Regions from separate parts of the Homo sapiens genome. Here regions 1 and 3 are each linked to region 2. Evidence: read pairs that join two places in POLR2A ChIA-PET (ENCODE). Cell type or tissue: HepG2. All regions are shown on one strand.

Region 1 (2,500 bases), 850 kb after region 2:
GAGGAAGTGTGCGCCAACTGGTCCATAGGCACCCAGATAAAACACAAGTTCTCACTCTGGTTTTTGGGACCAGCAGCCCAGCCTCCAGGCTTCAGGCCCTCCCCAGCTTGAGGGTAGGTCTTCACCGGTGACCTGCTCCCTTCCACCCAGGAGACTGCCTCCTGCTGGCATTCACAGCACCCAAACTGTTTGTGCAAAGGGGCACCTGCAGGCAAGCACAGAGGCTGAGCTGCCCCAGCACCCCCTTGGCCTCCCTCCCATGCTGGCACCCAAAGTCCTGAGGGGGCCAAAGCCATGTGTCAGTGCTGCCTGGAGTGGGTGCACACCTGGCCAGGCTGCAATAGCACCCAGCCTCAGCTCCAACCTTGCTCTGGGAATGGAGTGGGTGCTGGGAGCAGAAAGAGGCCAGGCAATGGGAGGAGACACTTCTTAGCCTGCAGGAATGGGGTGGGAGGTCTTACAGGGCCCCCAAGAGTGCAGAGATGCCCAGGTCTGCAGCTGTGGTTTGAGCAGCTATAGCTGCACCCAGGAGGGTGGGGCTCCTGCCTGCTCCAGGAACCCAAGAGCACAGGGAGGCCGAGTTGGTGGACATGACTCAGGCAGCTGCAGCTGTGCCTGAGAGGGTAGGGCTCCTGCCTGCTTTTAGCCCCAAAGAGCACAGGGATGCCCAGGTCTGCAGCTGCAGCTGGGCAGCCACAGCTGTACCTGGGGAGCAGGAAGCTCCTGCCCTGCCAACTCAGAAGGAGGCAGGGCCTCCACCTGTTCCTGGTTCCCCCAGCTCCATGGAGCTGGCAGCCCTGGTGTGCCACCCCCATTGCAAGTGGCATCATGACAGCAGCTGCTCTAGATAGGCCGTCACTGCCATCAATATGTCACAAAAGTTAAATTTCCAGTTTGGCAAACTCAAAAGCCTTCAGGGACTAGCTGGGCAGATTGCATAAACGTTACACTGCTGGTTGGAGAACATAAAGAATGAAATTCTGGGTGACCAATGTGATGGCATGGCATGACAGTCAAAAGGCATCCAGTTAAAAAGGAAAACACTGTCCTTTCAAGCAAAAAGACCGTGGGCAAATTTTGATGCCTACAATTTCTAAACTATGTTCTCAAAGATTAACTTGATAATATTACTATTTTACAACCTTACCTTTGATAGTAAAAGGGAGTGGCAATTCTCTGAGGTGACTGGGCAAGAGTCCTGTGAAACCAACTTACTTTTTTTCTATACTTCTATACTGTGGTATATTTTCCCTGGCTTTCTGGGTTCTAAATTTATTACATGTTATTTCATGACAAAGAGGTATACTGGCATCAAAAGTCAAAACACAGTTTTTCATTTCTTGCAAGAAAGAAAACCCAAGTTAAGTGTTTTTCATCCCAGCACAAAAATCTTCCACCCATGGGCACGGACCTAATTCTAACCTAAGCTCAAAGTTCCAAGTTCATTTACTCAAGAGGTCTGAATAAATGTTTACTTTGGTCACAGCTTTTATCCAATTTCCGTATCTGACTCACTAGGTGCTTCTAACTGGTGCCCTGATGTTACCTAACAGAGCAAGGATACAACAAACAGCAAACATAATTTGTTTCTTAATCTGTGCTTAATCCATGCTTGTTTTGGTAATGTCTGCACATGCTAAGTCCCACTGACAGTGTTAGTTGGTTAGCATTAATCTTATGGAGTTGCTGTTGCCAAAGGACATATCCTTTCTGTGGAGGAATAAAACAATTAACAAAAACAGCATGATTGTATAACCTGAACAATGAATGAAAAATGAGTTGAGGCTAAATTTTATTCTGGGAGTTAATCACGACTCACAGAAAACACTGGACCAGCTTCCTAAACTTTCTGTGCCTTGGTTTGCCCATCTGTGAAATGCACTCTCTGTACTTCAAAGTTATAACAATCATATGCCCTAGATTTTAAAATTGTTCCACAGGCACCTCATTCAAACATTCAACAATATTTATTGAGGGCATACTATTGTAATGCCTAACCTTGTTTTTACTAACCCTGTTTTTAGATTCTCTCTTTCCTTTAATCACCTAGCCTTGTTTCCACCTGAATTGACTGTCCCTTAGCTAAGAGAGCCAGACAGACTTCATCTTGGCTCTTTCACTGGCAGCCCCTTCCTCAAAGACATAACTTGTGCAAGCTGACTCCCAGAACATCCAAGAATTCAATTAACTGATAAAATACTGTGGCGAGCAATATCCGCAGTTCCCAGGAATTCGTCCAATTGATAACGCCCAAAGCCCCACGTCTATCAGTTTGTAAGAGTCTTAAAGCCCCTGCACCTAGAACTGTTTACTTTCTGGTAATCATTTATCCTTTTAACTTTCTGCCTACTTTACTTCTGGAAAATTGTTTTAACTAGACCCCCCCTCCCCTTTCTAAACCAAAGTATAAAAGAAAATCTAGCCCCTTCTTCAGGGCCAAGAGAACTTTGAGCGTTAGCCATCTCTCAGCCGCTGGCTAAATAAACAGACTCTTAATTCG
Region 2 (2,500 bases):
TTCAAGAAAGACTTTTTATCTGGCCGGGCGCGGTGGCTCACGCCTGTAATCCCAGCACTTTGGGAGGCAGAGGCGGGCGGATCATGAGGTCAGGAGATCGAGACCATCCTGGCTAACACAGTGAAACCCCGCCTCTACTAAAAATACAAAAAATTAGCCGGGCGTGGTGGCGGGCGCCTGTAGTCCCAGCTACTCGGGAGGCTGAGGCAGGAGAATGGCGTGAACCCGGGAGGCGGAGCTTGCAGTGAGCCGAGATCCCGCCGACAGAGCGAGACTCCGTCTCAAAAAAAAAAAAAAAAAAAGACTTTTTATCTAAAGGGAGAATGAGGAAAGAAGAGAACTTTTATGAGGAGTGTGAGCCTTTCCAAATTCTCAGGCCCAGAGAGGCATTACATTGTGACAGCAACCACATTCTGCTTCCTTTTTGTACAATACTGTATTTGAAAAACAAAAAAAAAAACCTACGAGACTCATGAAATTGGACAACATTCTTTATAACACTACTACTGGTAAAACCAGCAAGGATGGCTGGTTTGCAGTCATCTGAGCAGCCTCTCTAGTTTCATAGATGTGATTTCTCTCTGATAGTCAAAGGCTTCCAATTTTAAGCAAAATGCTACTTCACAAAGATAAACAGCTTTGAAAGGAAACGGTTTTCTTTGTAATCCTAAACGTTCTAGTCTGCGAATTAAAAGCCACTATTTGAAGACCGGCGCACAGCTTCCAGCTGGCCGCCAGAAGGGTCCTCCGCAGGACACAGGTTAAGTAGTCGCTTCTTTGGGGGATACTAGATGCGGGGTCTGGGCGCACCTCCGGAAAGGACAAGGGCGGGAGGGAGAGGTGGGACAGCAGACGTCACTTCCTCCGTCGGCTCCCCCAGCGGGTTGGTAGGCTGAGTGGCGGAGGGTGGGGCGGAAGAGCAGAAGGAGACTGGGAAAGGCACTGTCGGTGACATCACCGATAGGGCGTTTCTATGTAGATGAGGCAGCGCAGGGGCTGCTGCTTCGCCACGAAGGATTTCCCGTGCCGTGGGAGCGGGTTCAGGACCGCTGGTCGGACCTGAGAGTCCCAGCTGTGTGTGAGGGCTAGGAGGGCTGGGGGTGGTTGGGGATTGGCTGGAGTGGTGCTGGGGCAAGTGACTGTGCGTTTAAAGGGTGAGGCGTATGGAGCTGTGGCGGGGCGGAGATAGGTGCAATCTTATTTATGTGGCAGGGCAGATATTATGGTTACTGAAATGCCTTTTAAACCCGACTCAACTATTTCATTTCAAGTGTGCTGTTCTGTCATTTTCTCCAAGGTGGGAAGCTCAGCTGTGTAATTTGTAGTAACGAAGCAGAAGTTACAACGAAAAGACAAGTTTTCCTGTGCTTGGCAGGGCCCCCCTCCCCCCCACCAAGGCCTGCAGTGGATAGAGCCTAGCAGATCCTGGACAATACTATCCTAAAAGCTACATCTCTGACAGTGATTTCCAGCGACTTTGTCAACACGGTCCGCCCCCAGCAAGTATAAGAGGAAAAACAACAAATGTCTTTACTGCCTTGTCTTTCCCCCTTGCCACTTGTCATTATTCAAGTTTTGTAAGTTCCTGATTTCCATTCAGTGCAGCTGCAAGGTTACCAGCTGTGCTTGCGTTGCAAGACCTGTCACAGTTTGATTAACTGCCTTCTTTCTGCTTCTGTAAGCCCTCTTGCCTGCCCCGCGAGTTTCACACCATCAAATTCCTGCTGCACCATTCAAACTAGCCAACCCCCTTTCAGAAGTGTGTATAAAAGTCAAGCCCCCTGTCTTTCTTCGGGGCTCATGCTAGGCCCGAGTGCATTCAATAAAATCCTTCTGTTCCACCCGTTGGTCTCTTTGTTCTCCTGATTCCCGCAACAGTAGTAGGGGACTGCGTTCGTGCTTTCCCCTGGTCTTTCATGGTATGAATAATAGACAGCATTTGTTTTTTTCATCTATAGTCGCAGGCCCAGTCTCAGTGATTGTATGGTGTGGTCAGCTGTTTTTGTTTTTGTGAGACCTTATTTTCTTGTTTACTGTCCTGGGACAGATGTCTGTAGTCACTTGTTTCCTCAGGAGGCAAATTTCAGTCTCTGTGGGGGAGGTCTCTCATGTTAGCTGTGGTGGTACTTGGTGGGCAGAGCTCAGGGATCTAGGCTTCCCTGCTTTGTAGATTGCTCAGTGGTCCCCAAGGCCTACTGGCTTTTAACACCACTTGAAAACCTTAGTGTTTTTCCATTGTCCCCGGAGTCACCTCTTACAGAGCCTCTTTTTTTTGTTTGTATTTTTCCCTGAGACAGAGTCTCACTGTATCTGGTGGGATCTTGGTTCAAGCGATCCTCCCACCTCAGCCTCTGGAGTAGCACAGGCACGAGCCATCGCAGCCGGCTAATTTCTGTTCTTGTTTTGTTGTTGTTGTTGTTGTTGTTTTGTTTTTTTAAGAGTTGAAGTTTCGCCATGTTGCCCAGGTTGGTCTCCAATTCCTGGACTCAAGTGATCCGCC
Region 3 (2,500 bases), 1.7 Mb after region 2:
AACATTCCATTTAATAGTGCATGAACTTAACTGCAGACAAAGAGACAGAAACAGAAACGAAGGAATTCCTCAACTCCCGATTACAGTTAGAGAGATATTTTTCTAAAGGAATCTTCTAAGGATAAACGTACACTAAATTAAGTAGAAGACATTAAGATTTGGAGTGGTTTTCTTATTCCCTTTTACAATCAGGTTGATTAAGGTGTGAGTTGACTTTGGTACAATGCATCCATTTCAAGTTTGATGACGTGTCTATTACTCTAAAAGGTCCTCTTGTGCCCTTTGCAGTCAGTTCCGCCCTCCCCCTGAGGCCAGCAGTCAATGATGTAGTTTCTGTCACTATACAGGTTAGTTTTAACTGTTGTAGAAATTCACCTTGATGGCGCCACACAGGGTGCACTCTTTTCATCACTCGGCATAATGTTTTTGAGATGATCCACGCTATTTCATGTTTCCGTAATGTGTCCTATTTTATTGCTGGGTAGTTCGGGTAGTTGGGGTAGATCGCAGCACATTCTGGCGACAGGTGAGACTGCGGTTCTGACCTGCAGGCCTCGGTGAACATGAGCAAGGGCACCTGGGCGCCGGGAGAGACCTCCCTTCCCCTACAGAAAGCAAGCGTGTTATGTTAACAACCGAACGGGGACCCTGCTTTCATCCCAAAGAACAGCACCCGACTGCGTAGTTTCTTCCCTGGCTCTAGGAGGTGAGAACACATTCCCCGCTAGCACAGACATCCTACAAACTCCTGCGGAGGCTGCGGTTAGAAGCAGAGGCTGTGTGAAGGGTGACTCTGGGGGCTATGAAAAAACACGAAGGTTTTCACAGAGCATGAGAACCCAAAAGACTGGAGACTATGAAGCGATCTGCAAAAAGCAGCCCCAAGTAGAAAGGGAAGAGAAGAGCCCTGCGGCCACTTAGTGTTAAAAGAGCTCACGGCGGCGGAGAGGATAACACGTTACTTTCTGTTTCCCATCATTGCGACTGTAAGGAGAACACTTAACATGCCACCCAAGCCACAAAACTGCAGTTTTAAGAATAACCCTTATAGGGGAGTCTATTTTTTCATTACAAAAATTCAGGGGAAAGCGCGGACGCAGTCCCCCACTACCACAAATTATGCAGTCGAGTTTCCCACATTTGGGGAAATCGCAGGGGTCAGCACATCCGGAGTGCAATGGATAAGCCTCGCCCTGGGAAAACCACCTTCGTGATCATGGTATCTCCCCTGCCAGGTAAGTATGACTTCACACACTTCTGCCCTGTCACAGCTCCATATACCTCACCCTTTACACACATGGTCACTTGCCCCGCGCACCCCCGAGCCTTCCTAGCCCTGACACACAGCTGGGACCCTCAGGTCCGACCAGCGGTCCTGAACCCGCTCCCACGGCACGGGAGCTCCTTCGTGGTGAAACAGCCAGTGGCGAAGCAGCAGCCCCTGCGCTGCCTCATCTACATAGAAGTCGCCCTATCCGTGATGTCACCGACAGCGCCTTCCTCGTCCCGGTCTGCTTTTCTGCCCCACCCTCCGCCACTCAGCCGACCAACATGGTGCCAGAGCCTGCGGGGGCAGTGATGTCTGCCTCTGCCTCCTTTCCCTCTCTTCCCCGCCCATGGTCTTCCCCAAAGAAGCGGGTGTTTCTGTTGTAGTTTTTTGTTTGTTTTTTGTTTTGCGCCGTCTCGCTCTGTCGCCCAGGCTGGAGTGCAGTCGCATGATCTCGGCTCCCTGCAACCTCCGCCTCTCGGGTTGAAGCGATTCTCCTGCCTCAGGCTTCCGCATAGCTGGGATTACAGGCACACGCCACCAAGCCCGGCTAATTTTTGTGTTTTTAGTAGAGACGGGGTTTCACCATGTTGGCCAGGCTGATCCCGAACTCCTGACCTCAGGTAATCCGCCGACCTCGGCCTCCCAAAGTGCTGAGATTACAGGCGTGAGCCATCACGACTGCCCAGAAGCCGGTTCTTAGCCTGTGTTGCCGAGGACCTCTTTGGCAGAAATCTGGAGCCTGTCCACCCTTCTTCAAATAATGGCTTGTAATGCGCAGACTAAAACATGGAGGATTACACAAGAAACTGGTTCACTTCACATCATTATCCTTGTGATGTAGCATTCTACTTGAAATTGGAAGCCGTTCGATATCAGAGAAACCATATCTATGAAACTAGAGAGGCTGCTCAGATGACTGCAAACCAGCCATCCTTACTTGTTTTACCACTAGTAGTGTTATAAGGACGGTGGTCCAATTTCAGGAATCTTGTAGGGTTCTTTCAAATACAGCAATGTACAAATATGCTGCCCCAGCAGAGCACACTGGACACTCGGGCATGATGCTGGAGTTTGTCATCTCTTCCACGGCCTTCTCCAGACCTTAGCACTTACCTCATGTTAACACTTTATGTTCTGCAAAGACAGAAACAAAGTGGTCCAAATTTAGAAAAAATATATATATATTTGGGGGAAACTTTATTTGAGGTGCTTAACAGATTACTTTTAATC

Evidence for each region. Peaks named below come from ENCODE experiments on the same cell type or tissue, not always from the same donor. Only the 100,000 strongest peaks of a DNase experiment are listed, where the experiment ranks them.
Region 1: POLR2A ChIA-PET joins it to region 2 with 5 read pairs; 2 of 35 experiments call an interaction of 5 or more read pairs at or near these places.
Region 3: POLR2A ChIA-PET joins it to region 2 with 6 read pairs; 1 of 35 experiments calls an interaction of 5 or more read pairs at or near these places.

The regions. Positions count from the first base shown.
Region 1 is chr1:147,236,811-147,239,310 of GRCh38, forward strand. It overlaps a transcript of CHD1L not described here. Among named protein-coding and RNA genes, the nearest start is that of CHD1L, 4.6 kb to the right of the region's middle. RefSeq lists an enhancer at 1,359-1,503 and a cis regulatory region at 1,425-1,438. In HepG2, no CTCF peak of the experiment used is centred here; DNase peaks (open chromatin) are centred at 941, 1,491 and 2,401.
Region 2 is chr1:146,386,249-146,388,748 of GRCh38, forward strand. All of the region lies in intron 3 of LOC112268274 (a long non-coding RNA gene), which reads right to left. It overlaps LOC100996756 (a long non-coding RNA gene), which reads left to right and starts at 299. Exons shown (of 2, transcript XR_159169.5): 1 at 299-1,074; 2 at 1,298-1,841. In HepG2, no CTCF peak of the experiment used is centred here; a DNase peak (open chromatin) is centred at 1,313; H3K4me3 peaks cover 808 bases.
Region 3 is chr1:148,037,674-148,040,173 of GRCh38, forward strand. RNVU1-7 (RNA, variant U1 small nuclear 7) reads right to left here and starts at 1,243; the gene lies at 1,080-1,243. RefSeq lists enhancers at 584-1,119, 857-966, 1,120-1,656, 1,683-2,224 and a silencer at 1,057-1,296. In HepG2, no CTCF peak of the experiment used is centred here; a DNase peak (open chromatin) is centred at 1,018; H3K4me3 peaks cover 500 bases.